Linked DNA regions of Homo sapiens: region 1 is linked to region 2. Evidence: read pairs that join two places in POLR2A ChIA-PET (ENCODE). Cell type or tissue: OCI-LY7. All regions are shown on one strand. Each heading gives the region's core, and the rest is flanking DNA. Links, peaks and the distances in the headings are about the cores only.

Region 1 (6,109 bases), core at 1,020-6,019, 280 kb before region 2:
TGACTCCACCTAGCACCAGAGACAGGAGGAGCCCAGGAACCTCATTGTTGTCAGGGTCCACTGCTGGAAGCCCTGGCCAGCTGAGCTGATGGTGCAGGGCAGGGCCCTGTGGAGCAATTCTGGGATCCCATGTTACCAAGGGTGAGGAGAGGACCAGATACCTTTTCATCACAAGGTCCTGCAACTGGCCCTTCACTTCTCATCCCTCCAAAAGAAGCAGGGATCTAGGTTGCCCCTGCTTTGGGAATTGCAGGAGATGAGAGAGAAGAAGCTTAAGAACTCTCCACCTGGCATGACTGAGGCACATGCAGATGGGAAAAACGAAGCCCTTGCTCAGCAAGTTGGTCTCAGTGAGCCTTTAAAGCCAATCACTGGGCAAGGTGCCAAGTTTCCCAGCCAAGTGTGATCCCTCTTTTGTAGTCTCCTTCCTGGCTCTATGATACACTCAGATTTTCACAACCAAATGTACATTTTATATTTGATGTAGATAACTAGAATTGCCCTAAAGGACAAGCAGTCCCCTGCCCATGAGGGGAGCATTCACACACACATCCTCATGCTGAGATGGATGGATGCATTTAGACCAGGCATGAAGTACTCAAACACATTGCTGTAGCTAATATCTTGACTGGTCATAGGCACAAATTAAGCTGGAAAAATGTTTATGATGTTGCCACTTTTAAGAGACTGCATAGCTGCTTGTAGGCAGTAATAAGAGTAGTCTATGTTTACTGAGCACTCAACCATGTGCTGGTCTTAAGCCTTTAGCCTGCATTAACTCATTTAATCCTCAATTAATTAAGAGATGGGTTCTTCAATTATGGTTTTTCTCCATTTTTCACATGGAGAACCTGTGGCAAAATGAGGGTAAGTATGTGACCAAGATTACCTAAGTGTTAGGTAGCAGGCCCAGACTTGAACTTAGGTTATCTGACCTCAGAGCCTGGGCTCTTAGCCACTGTGCCATTCCATCTCCAACTTATAGAGGCTGATGCTTTCAGGGGCAACCCCTGGGGTGTCACTCAATGCCTGTTGTGTCTTGAGGAGGCCCAATAAATGACACCTTACTTCCATGCATGAGTTTTGAGCCAATAAAGGAATACTACAAAAGTGCAGGGCAGGTGGGAGTCCAAAATCCCACATTTATTGTTTAATAAAAATGGATATTGACATCTAAATCTCAGAATTAGATAGATTTGGGGCTCTAGAGCCAGATTGTGTGGGTTTAAATCCCAGCTCCAACCCTCACTAACTGGGAGATCTGGCGCGAGTTATTTAATCCCTCTGAGACTCAGTTCCCTCCTTTGTAAAGTGGGACAATAATGGTACTTCCTCACAGGATTGTTGTGAAGATTAAATGAATTAACATATGGAAAGCATTTAGTTACTGGCATGTGGTGAGTTCTCACTCAAGATTAGCGATTATCTTTACTGTTAACCACACATTACCAGGTGGCCCAGGGACTCCTGCATGACTCCCCATGGGGACTTGCCTCCAGAAAACTTACTGCAAGGAGGGCAGAGAGCAGAAGCCATGCTTCTTGCAGGCAGCTTGCTTCCCAGAGAAAGACAGAAGCCAAGAACTGGGCTTTACAGGTCAAGTTCTCTTTACAAACCCACCATGGGAAGGAGACAGGCCAGGAGTGTGGTGCAATTGAACCTTCCACCCCATGGAATGAAACACGACCTGCCCTCCCATCCCCAACCTATCCCTAGTATATTGGGCACCAGCATCCCAGAAGCCCTGTTCTAGAACCCATTCTATTCTGCCCTGGGATCTGTCATCAAGAAAACTTGCCTTAACAGTTGAGAAGTGTTGAATAATTTGTTTGCTTTCTGATCCTAGAAATAGATCATATAAGGAAAGTCTAGAGGAACCAGATTGTTTGCCCTGGAAACTCAATGCATGATGTTCCCGAGTAGAGGAAGAAAGTCTGTGAGGTAGCACTGGTGAGTAAGAGAAGAGATTACAGGTGAGCTGGGAACAGTCGGCCAGAGCCTGTTTTCTTTTAAGAGGGAAAGGCTGAAAGTGCAGCATGCTATTTTAACTAGAATTATAGTTGGCCAGGAATAATTCTCCCTTTATCATTATTATCATTATCACTGTAATTATAATAAATAATACTTGATGGTCGAAAAAAAATTCAGATTGGTTTCCAAAGGTTCTGTGCCTTAGACAGTAAAAGCAGGAAGGCCTTTACTCACCTGTGTGGTGCTTCTCCTGATAGGACACAGTCTTTTCAGACTGCATAGGGCTGGCAAAGGTCACTACATCTGAAGAAGTTTATGGAGAACTGATGTCTCCAAGAAGTGCTTTACAGTCAGAAAGTTCTGGAGTCATTTCAGTTTTTCAGTTCCAAGTCAACTTGTGTGGCTGTAGATAAGTCATTTGCCCTTTCTGGGCCTTAATCACCTATAAAGCAAGGACACTGGAGCACCTCTCCAAGAATCATTCCAACTCTGACCATCTCTAATTTTATATTTCTCATTTATGCTAGTGAACCCAATGGGCAGTGTTCCTGTGATCTTAACCCCAGGGGAACATGTGGGCATTTTATCCAAGAGTGGCCTTTGTTATCTGGTCCTTTAGTGACTCAAACAGTGGAAAATCCAGGATCTTTGTTGTTGGTGATGGTGGTGGTGGGGGCACAATTTAGAACAGACAAGTCTTCTGCACCCCTCATTTCAAACATGGACACTGCCCAATCTAGTACCTAGAGCATAACAGGCCCTTAAAGAATTTTTATTAATTTGTAAGTCTCGCTTGAAGACTCAAGTCCACCAATGATTTCACTGAAAACAGTATTTGTAGGTTTTAATTTTCCCCATTCTGAGAAAGAGCTTTTATTTTTTTAAACTTTTTTTATAGAGATAGGGTCTCACTATGTTGCCCAGGCTGGTCTCCAACTCCTGAGCTCAATTGATGCTCCCACCTCTGCCTCCCAAAGTGCTAGGATTACAGGCATGAGCCTCCATGTCTGGCCCAAGAAAGGGCTTTTAGGAACTCCCTGCCTGGGAACGCAGGCCTATCCTGTCTCACTGGTCAAGGCCCTTGGGCGTGGGTTTTCACTCACCAGCATCAGCTGAGTACCCACTATGGGACTGGCCTGAGCTTGGTGAGGGGGCCTCAAAGATGAACAGGAAGGATTTCTGCTCTCAGTGAGAGGAAATCAGTCATGAGAAAGATTGAAGGAAGTGACACCTGAGCAGAGGTTCAGATAGGAACAAAAAAGGCATGTCAGGCAGACAGACAGCATGAGCAAAGGCCTCCGGTGTGAGAAGACTTGGAACTACAGAGCAGCTAAATGTCCAAGCACTGCTGGTGTGTCAGGATCTGGGGAAAGAGGATGGACATGGGCCTGGACAGGTAGGCAGGGACCAGCTGAGAAGGGCCTATGGCTTGGCTAAGGAGTTTGGACTTGTCCTGAAGGCAGTGGGGGCCGAGAGAGGGATGTCACTGAAGATATTTCAGCAGGGGGTTGTGACATGTCCAACTACTCTGATAGCAGAGTAGTGTTATCTTCTAAACTGAAGGCCTTCAGGACAGTTATGGGCCTTACCATAGAACCAAGAAGAGCCCCTATGGAATATACAGGGTTGTCTAGTACTCCACCTCAGGTTTGTTGTTGTTATTGTTGTTGTTTGAGACTGGGTCTCACTCCTGTCACCCAGCCTGGAGTGCAGTGGCATGATCTCGGCTCACTGCTGCCTCAACTCCCCGAGTTCAAGTGATCTTCCCACCTCAGCCTCTGAGTAGCTAGGACCACAGGCATGTGCCACCATGCCTGGATAATTTTTTGAATTTTTAGTACAAAAGAGATAGGTTTTCACCCTGTTGCCCAGGCTGGTCTCTAACTCTTGGGCTCAAGCAATCCTCCAGCCTGGGCCTTCCAAAATGCTGGGTTTATAGGCATGAGCCACCATGCCTGGCCCACCTTAGGTTAAAGAAAACCATGGCTAATCAATAGTATTGGGTCTCAGCTTGTCATCATTTCCTCAGAGAGGGTTTGTCTCCCTGGACCAGGTTAGCTCTCCTTGCCACATGATCCTGTGGCACCCAGAACATCGTCTCCTGACAATGTCACTCTTGTTCAATGCCCATCTTCCCTTCAGGACCCTAGGTTCCAAGACAGCTGGAATTTTGGTCTTTCTTACTCACTGCTGTCCCCCCAGTTGCTTGCCCAGTGCTGGCACTAGTAGATGCTCAATAAATATTTCTCGAATTAAGAACAAGAGTCACACTGGAGGGATGATCAGAGAGGTGAGCCAGGGGAATGTGATTTCCCTCCTGGCGATCACTGTAAATGAAACCCAGAGGCTGGGAGAGTTTCCTAAAACAGAAAGTTTTAATCCGGGCTCTGTCATGTGCCCACTAGATATATTTCACTCTAGTGTGCCTTGACTCCTCACTTATGAGGTGAGGTAGGTGGACAAAAGCGATTGCTAGGTCTCTCTCTCTTTAACCCCAACATTTTATGCATGAAAAAATATTCCTTGCCTATGACTCTTCTCTTTCTAGGGTTTCTGTGTTTCAGAAAGATATGGCCATTGGTAAATTAAAGAAGAATAACATCATGATTTTAGCCAGAGAAACTGAAATAATCTTACAAAGATGAATAATATTTAAAACGAACAGGTACATCTGGGCTGTCTGGAATTTGTTCTGAGAAAGGAATATTTATTTTTACAGGATGAATTAAACTGAGTTCCACCCACTTTTATAAAAAGCAAGATTTTTTTTTTTTTTTCAGAGAGAAAGAGCCAGAGCATAAGAATCAGCCCCACCTCCTGCGCTCTCCCTCTGGATTTTGCTGAGATTTGGTGAAATATCTGAGACCTGTTCCTCTCCTCCCTGCTTCACACTTAAAGACAGAGCCCAGCAGAGCTGCTGCCAGGATCCTTCCCCCAGTGCCCATGTGCACAGCTGAGCTGCCGGAGGTGCTGAGTGAGAGGACTCCTCCGTGGGGGGAAAACCCAGCCAGCAAGCAGGAAGCTACTCACCGGAGGTCTCTTCCAGACGAACTGGATGGGGAACTTCTGGCTATAAAAGAGAGAGGTCTCATCCGGTGGGAACTCAGGGTCCACATAAAGAACTTTCTTTTCTAGACATTTCTTGTGAAGTTGCTCGAATGTCTTCTCTTTCACTCCGATAATAGGAAAATTGCGGCTGATGATGGCTGAATAGATGCCACTTGGGTTTCCACCCCCAGCCTCAGTGGCCTTGCTCTGGGCCGGGTGAGGAACTGGCCCTGGGGACCGGGGCTCAGCCGCTGTCCTTGGAGCCACAGATGCGCTAATGACGGTCGGCATGGCAAGTGGCTTTGGAAGAAAAAGCTTTTTAAAGAAAATAAGATACAGCTACCTTCAAGGAAAGGAAGCAACTGCAAAGGGGAAGTTGGAGTAATTCTGTCATCTGAGAGAAAAGTGTCCACATCCAGTTCAAAGTTGAAAGCCCATCAGAAGGTCGTACAGGTTATGTCCATCTTAAAAACCGAGCTGTGATTCTGAAGCCATAAGTTCTCCTGAGAAATGAGTGCTAAAGGATTTCTGAAGCAATGTTGACTTGGGGGTCTCCTACCAGCAGCATGCATGCCAGAGGGAGAGAGAAAGAGAGTGAGGGTTGTGTTTCAGTGGCCTGAAGATGCTTGAGCCAGGAAAACTAAAAATAGATGTGAAGAAACACTGTGAGTATGAGAGCAAGAGAGACTGCATGGTAGAGAGAGAACCTGGCTAGGGACATTTCTGTTGCCATGAAGTGCTGGTGTTGCCAGAAAATGAAAAGGGAGTATCTGAGTAAGGTGAACACTGGAAAGAAGCTGAGAACTGCTGACATGTTATTGAGTAGGCAGTTATACAGACCACCCAACTACTGGCCATCAAATGAATGGAAAACAATATTGCAAAAAAGCTAGTTAGGGTGAACGGGAGGTACTGAATTCTACAAAAATATTCTGTGAATTTTAGAGAACATGATTTTTAGTCCTAAAATTTTAGGATATCAGAACATTATTCAATGTTAGATTTGGTATCTTTTTTAGAATGTTCTTGGGTCAGCGCTCATTGGAAATGTCTGCATGGAAAATGCTACTCAGCAGAGTCCTCATTTGAG
Region 2 (6,668 bases), core at 747-5,746:
GGCTGCAGCTCCAGGCATAAGGGAGGGAATGCAGGAAGGACTCTGGAGTTTGATTTTCTCTTCAGGGGGAGGCCTCTACCTGCTGGCAGCTCACAGTGAGGGTCCTGGAGGCGCGGAACCTGCGCTGGGCTGACCTGTGTGAGTAACCGCCCTGTGCGCTCTGTCGGGAGCAGGGAGGACCAGATCCCATAGGAAGGGCCAAGACGAGTGCCCTGGGGCTGGGCTGGGTCACCTGCGGTGACCGCCAGGGTCTTGGTAGGAAACTGGCATGGCTCATGGAGAGGGGTGTGGGGAGTACTCCCTCACGAAGACTTCCTTAACCTTGGCAGTGAGTGAGGCCGACCCTTACGTGATCCTACAGCTGTCGACCGCACCTGGAATGAAGTTTAAGACCAAGACGCTCACCGACACCAGTCATCCTGTGTGGAATGAGGCCTTCCGTTTCCTTATCCAAAGTCAGGTCAAGGTGAAGGCCCGGGACTCCTGGCCACTCCCTTGTGAACGGGCTGGACCCCCATGCAAGGGTTCCTGGGGTAGAGCATGCTTCCTCTGGGGCTGTCAGAGAAACTCTCAGCAGTAGGGGGTCTCTGTGCCCTGGCCTGTCTGTGCTGTGTGCAAGGGAATGTATGAAAGAATGAACATGGTCCTTTCACCAACTGGCTGTGGGACTGACTCCCACAAGCTGGGTTCCTCTCGAAGCCCAGCTATGAAACAGAGACAGTAAGAGCCCCCTCCTGATCAGGTCACTGTGGGGTGAGATGAGATAATGCGTGGAAGACCGTGAAAGATCACCAGCACATACCTTAGGGTGCACCTCAGGGAGCCAGAAAAGCCAGGGAGAGAGAGACACACAGACAGGGAGAGAGGAAGAGGGAATTATTTGACAGACTTTTATGTGTTTTGTTTTGTTTTTGAGACAGAGTCTTGCTCTTATTGCCCAGGTTGGAGTTGAATGGCGCGAACTGGGCTCACTGCAACCTCCGCCTCCCAGGTTCAAGCGATTCGCCTGCCTCAGCCTCCCGAGTAGCTGGGATTACAGGCACCCACCACCATGTCCAGATAATTTGTTGTATTTTTAGTAGAGATGGGGTTTCACCATGTTGGCCAGGCTGGTCTCGAACTCTCGACATCAGGTGACCCACCCACCTCAGCCTCCCAAAGTGCTGGATAACAGGCATGAGCCACCATGCCCAGCTCAGAATTTTATGTTTGATAAAAACAAAAATTAGAAGGAGGAAATTTGAAATTTAATAAGATTTCCTTATATTTAAGTTTTACAGTTTTTTTTTTTATTTTGAAGCGCAGACGTGTGGTGGCATAATGATCTTCTCTGACTCTAGACATCAAGTAAGGGCTCAACAGAGGTGAGCTACTCTCACTATGAGCAGGTAAAATGCTAAGTCGCTGTTCCTGGTTCCTAGAATGTTCTGGAGCTTAGCATCTATGATGAGGACTCAGTCACGGAGGATGACATCTGCTTCAAGGTTCTCTATGACATCTCAGAAGTCCTCCCTGGCAAGCTGCTCCGGAAAACCTTCTCCCAGAGTCCCCAGGTGGGTGGGTGGGTGGGGAAGTCCCCGTGGGCCCCACTTCTTCCAACTCCAAGCTGAGGAAGTAGCTATTTCTCCCACCTGTTGGGAGGCTGCTGGGGTGAACTCATTCACAGAAAAATCTAAACCCCTTTTTAGATTTGCATTTTAATAAGCAAGGAAAAGGCTTCACTTTACAGTTACAGGCTGAATCACCCAGTGGAGGAATTTTAGCCACCTGTGGCAGGAAGGCCACCCCTCAAAACACAGCTCAGCATCCATCACTCCTGCTGGTGGTGCCAAGGCCTGCTTTGTGAAGGCCTCACGTCCCTTCCTGCTGCAGCCTGGGGGTGGGGACGGCAGAGTTCGGGGGTCTGGGCCCTCCTCAAGAAAAAGATATGGGTCCTGCACATCATGCCTCCTTTGGCTGTGCTCCTTGTCTTCCCCTTCAGTCTTGCCCAGAGTTGTGGGACCTCCAAGGGAGGGAGACCTGTTCTCTGCAGACTTACTAGCTGTGGGCAATGTGGGCAGGTAGCCCATCTGGCCCCATACCTCAGTTTCCTCATCCATAAATTGGAAATAATTGTACTAACGTGCCTCCCTTGGAGACCGCTTGAGAGGATGAGATGACACCTGTAAAAGAACTGTGTCAACTCTGAAGACACAGGTATGTGCTGATGACTTGCTCATGCTCTCTGATTTCAGGGAGAGGAGGAGCTGGATGTGGAGTTCCTGATGGAAGAAACGTGAGTAATGTCACACAGCCCAGGGAGTGTCTCAGGACTCAGGCTCTGAGGAAATGGCCCTGACCCAGATCTCCCTGTGGTCAGTCCAGCCTGACTGTCCCTCATCTCCTACCCCTGCCAGAGAGGTCGGGAGTGGGGCGGGGCTTCTCTTAGGGAAACACAGAGAGGAAGGCCGATGTTTTCTCTCTCTGCTCTCTCCCCTCCCCTCTCCTCCTGCAAAGCATCTCCCCTTGTCCCTGAACCGAATCCAGGACTTACAGAGCCCTCAGCATCACCCAGGGAGACCCCACATGGGCGGGAGCGGGAGGTCAATGCAGGAAGCGTTTGCCTTTGCATGGTTTGATTTTTCCAGGTCAGATCGCCCAGAAAACCTCATCACCAACAAAGTCATTGTGGTAAGCACCTTCCCCAGGCTTAGGGGAGGGGCCCCAGAGCAGACGCTTGGGGAGGGAGGGCAGCTGCCTGGGGTGTGGACCAGCAGGGACAAGGAAGGGGCAGGGCTTCGTGGTAAAACCACCCCTAGCCTTCCAGCCAGGTGGTCACCTGTGGCTGTGGGTCTTGGAGGGGCCTGGAGCTAAGGGGCGCATAGAGAGAGGGGAGGCAGGGCTCTGCTGAGAGGAGGTTCTGGCCCACGGCTGTTCGGGGTGCTTCCGGAAGGTGTTTAGTCACCTGCGGTGAACTCATAGTTCTAGGGATTGACTGAGTGCTTCCCTGGGAAGCGGTGAAGAAATCAGGTAGGCCAGGCCCACCTTCCGGTTGTTCACGTTGAGGTCACCGAGGCTCAGAGGGAGTTCCCAGGGCGGTGTACTGCCAACCTAGGAGGATCAGAGGCTCAGGCAGCTAGCTCCTCCTTGGGACTGGGGAGAGTCCTGGTCAGCGCTCCTGACCACGGGCTCACGAAGCTGCAGTGGACAGAAATGGCCGCAAGGTGGCGAGCGGGCGACGCGCTCGATTATCACAGTGACCCAGACCAGCAGCACAGACCTGGGAGCAGGCGGGTCCAGGGTCACGGGCGAAGGCACCTAGAGCCCAGCATTTAAGCTCCTAGGGGCTGTTTGATGGACGGGTATTACTTTTAAAAATACACATGAAAATAAAGTCAAGCCGATGGCACTGCCTCTTAGGAGGTGATGGAGACACACAGCAGGTGGGCAAATTCAGTGATTGTGTGGAGCGTGGGTGGCGGGCATCTGCTGGTATGCTTCACAGACAGCATGCAGAGGCTCCCTTGGCAAGGCCACGGGGGCCTGGCCTTGTCATTGTCCCCCAGTTAGGCCACAGAGGACAGCCAGGAGACGTTCTGAGGGTTTGTCCGACGCCCCGTCTACCCTCCTATGGATGGGCGGCTTGCTTAGATTATTTGGAGTTGTGGTAGAATACCTCCTCCAGCTCCAAGCCACAGGGAAACAAGAGAAGAAACAGCTGTGTCTGAGGGCTGGGCGCTCTAGGAGGTTTCGGGAGTTTGGCAAAGCCAGGGGAGCTGGAGGGGAGGTGTGGAGCCAGGGCCCTCCTGGCTGCTGCGGAATATCAGGTTCAGCCGCGGCAGAGGATCGGCAATGGGATGAAGGGCCTCTGCAGCCAATCCCATCCTGAGCCCACACAACTCCTTGTGTGTGTGGTGGATTTGGGACAGTGGGTCTCAGAGGGTTGAGGTTAAGGGGACCTCAGCTTACCCTGCAGAGGCCCCTGCCCATGATGTGGTCTTCCCCAGGCCCGAGAGCTGTCATGCCTGGATGTGCATCTGGACAGCACAGGGAGCACCGCTGTGGTTGCAGGTGAGACCAGCTTAGAACCAGGCCTGGACTCTGCCTGGATGTGGGGGTGAGGAGGATTGCTGGGAAGCCTGCGCAGGGCAGGAGGCCAGCAGCAGGGTAGAGCTTGCCTCTCTCTTCTCACCCACATGGCACAGAGGGCCACGCATCTCCGCTGGGCAGGAGGGTCCCCTGACCTGGGGGAGAGCATGTTGCAGAAGGCAGGAGTCCGGGATGGGGGGTTGTGGGGCCCCTTGGGCTGGGAAGGGCCCTTTTCAGAATGCTGTTGACGATGGCCCAGCCTCCCAGGCATCCTCTGAATCCAGGTGGTGGTGCTGCTGTCCCAGGTCCGAGCTGGGGTTCCGGGCTCTTGTTCTCATGCTAACCCGCCTACTCTCTCCCTAGATCAGGACAAGCTGGAGCTGGAGCTGGTGCTGAAGGGGTCCTATGAGGACACACAGACATCCTTCCTGGGCACAGCCTCTGCCTTCCGCTTCCACTACATGGCAGCCCTAGAGACAGAGCTGAGCGGGCGCCTGAGGGTGGGTCTTGGCTCTAGACCTCGTTTGCAATCCTAGGCTTGGGCAGCTCCAGCTGCAGCGGGCCCCTCCCTGCCTTCCCTGCCCACCAGGGCCAAGGCCCCTGTGGCCTTGTCAGCCTCCCCTAGTTAGGCACCTCACTCTTGGCAGACACAGAGGACCACCAGTGGCCAGAGCGGGCATGGGGCTGCTGCACCATATCAGTCTCTGAATCCTCCAGCGGCCCCTCCAGTGATACCCTTAGAATAAGACATGACATCTGTGCCCACATGGCCCTGCACAGCCTGGCACCCGTCCACCTCTGCCGCCTCATTTTGTTCCACACTCCCCCCATGCACGATGCCTCAGCCATCCTTGTCTCCTCTCTCATTTCCAATATGCCAAGTGCTCTCCTGTCCCCAGCTGGCTTCCTCCAAGGCTGCCTCCTCCTCCTCCTCCTCAACATCTTAGCTCAAATGGTGGCTCTTCAGAGGGTCCTCCTTGACCCCCACCTCAAATAAACCCCACGCACTCCACCTTTGGTTGCATTAGAAACTGTCATATCACACCACTTATTTCCTTCACAACACTTACTAACATCAGTTCATTACCCATGTCTTTATAAATTTATACATGCTATTCCGTGAGAACAATGCCTTCGTACTACATAAATATTAGCTCTTATAATTTTATAATTATAATTATGATACTTATCAATATTATAATATTCTGTATTATCAGGGAGAATGTGTCTGTCTGGATTGTAGTCTAGATACTTAGTAGGGATTTGTTGAATGAATGAATGAATGAATGAATGATGCTTTCCCTTCAGAGCTCCAGAAGCAATGGCTGGAATGGGGACAACTCAGCTGGGTACCTCACTGTGCCCCTGAGGCCCTTGACCATTGGGAAGGAGGTGACTATGGATGTTCCTGCTCCAAATGTAAGTGGCCTCAACTGGATGGGAAATGCCAGTAAGAATGAAGATAAGGCTGGGCTCTGTGGCTCAAGCCTGTAATCCCAGCACTTTGGGAGGCCAAGGCAGGCGGATCACCTGAAGTCAGGAGTTTGAGAACAGCCTGGCCAACATGGCAAAACCCCATCTCTACTAAAAATGCAAAAATTAGCCGGGTGTGGTGGCGCACACCTGTAATCCCAGCTACTCAGGAGGCTGAGGCAGGAGAATCACCTGAACCCAGGAGGCGGAGGTTGCATTGAGCCAAGATCGCACCATTGCACTCCAGCCTGAGCAACAAGAGTGAAACTCTGTCTCAAAAAAAAAAAAAAAAAAAAAGAATGAAGATGAAGGGGACCAAGTCCCCAGGGATACCCATGTGCCGCTTAGGGTCTAGGAGGGTCTGAGCAGAGTCTCTGGCTTTGATTTCAGGCCCCAGGAGTGAGGCTGCAGCTCAAGGCAGAGGGCTGGTAAGGGACATTCACATCTGTGGGGACAGTGAGAGGCGGGCATGCAGGAGGGGAGGGCTATGGACAAAGGTGGTCCTTGAGATTGGAGGAGAGGGCTTCTTTGGCAGCTCATTGTGGGCTTGGCCAGCCAGTGGCTGAGCTATGCAGGTGTCCCCTGACCCCTGGATCCTCCATTGCCACAGCCCTGAGGAGCTGGCCGTGCACCTGGGCTTCAATCTCTGTGCAGAGGAGCAGGCCTTCCTGAGCAGGAGGAAGCAGGTGGTGGCCAAGGCCCTGAAGCAGGCCCTGCAGCTGGACAGAGACCTGCAGGAGGATGAGGTCTGGGGGTGCAGAGGGATGTGTGTGCAGATATCCTGGACGGGCCATAAGGGAGTACCTGATTCCTATGCCTCTCCAGAAACTCCAGTCAGTGGAGAGTGGGCATGTGTGTGGAGACATGGGAGCGTGAGTGGGCTTTGTGGTTCTAACTCCCTTGGGAGCTCCATCCTGAGCTGAGAGCCATTGCTTCCAGAGGAGGGCTGGACCCAGCTCTAACCCTGACTCTATCAGGACCCAACTATGCGGTCCCTTCCCTGGAGACAAGGAGCGGGGCAGGGCCCTGGGTGAGACAGGAGGCAGCTGGCCCCTTTCCTTGTTAATCCAGCCTGTCTGTGTGTGGTCCAGGTACCCGTTGTGGGCATCATGGCCACAGGAGGAGGT

Evidence for each region. ChIA-PET counts read pairs that join two places held together with the same protein. Peaks named below come from ENCODE experiments on the same cell type or tissue, not always from the same donor. Only the 100,000 strongest peaks of a DNase experiment are listed, where the experiment ranks them.
Region 1: POLR2A ChIA-PET joins it to region 2 with 5 read pairs; 2 of 35 experiments call an interaction of 5 or more read pairs at or near these places.

Annotation. Positions count from the first base shown.
Region 1 is chr15:42,359,007-42,365,115 of GRCh38, reverse strand. CAPN3 (calpain 3) reads right to left here and starts at 5,615. Exons shown (of 24, transcript NM_000070.3): 1 at 5,002-5,615. The coding sequence starts at 5,310. RefSeq lists enhancers at 694-1,660, 4,707-5,207. In OCI-LY7, for the core only: no CTCF peak of the experiment used is centred there; a DNase peak (open chromatin) is centred at 3,185.
Region 2 is chr15:42,081,098-42,087,765 of GRCh38, reverse strand. It overlaps PLA2G4D (phospholipase A2 group IVD), which reads left to right. Exons shown (of 20, transcript NM_178034.4): 2 at 66-138; 3 at 330-466; 4 at 1,422-1,553; 5 at 2,235-2,275; 6 at 2,628-2,670; 7 at 3,987-4,050; 8 at 4,432-4,568; 9 at 5,377-5,487; 10 at 5,932-5,969; 11 at 6,152-6,287; 12 at 6,633-6,668. Among named protein-coding and RNA genes, the nearest start is that of PLA2G4D, 10 kb to the left of the region's middle. RefSeq lists a silencer at 3,041-3,335 and enhancers at 2,360-3,559, 3,504-4,119, 5,942-6,489, 6,490-6,668. In OCI-LY7, for the core only: CTCF peaks have their summits at 2,980 and 3,183 (motif pointing right); a DNase peak (open chromatin) is centred at 3,195.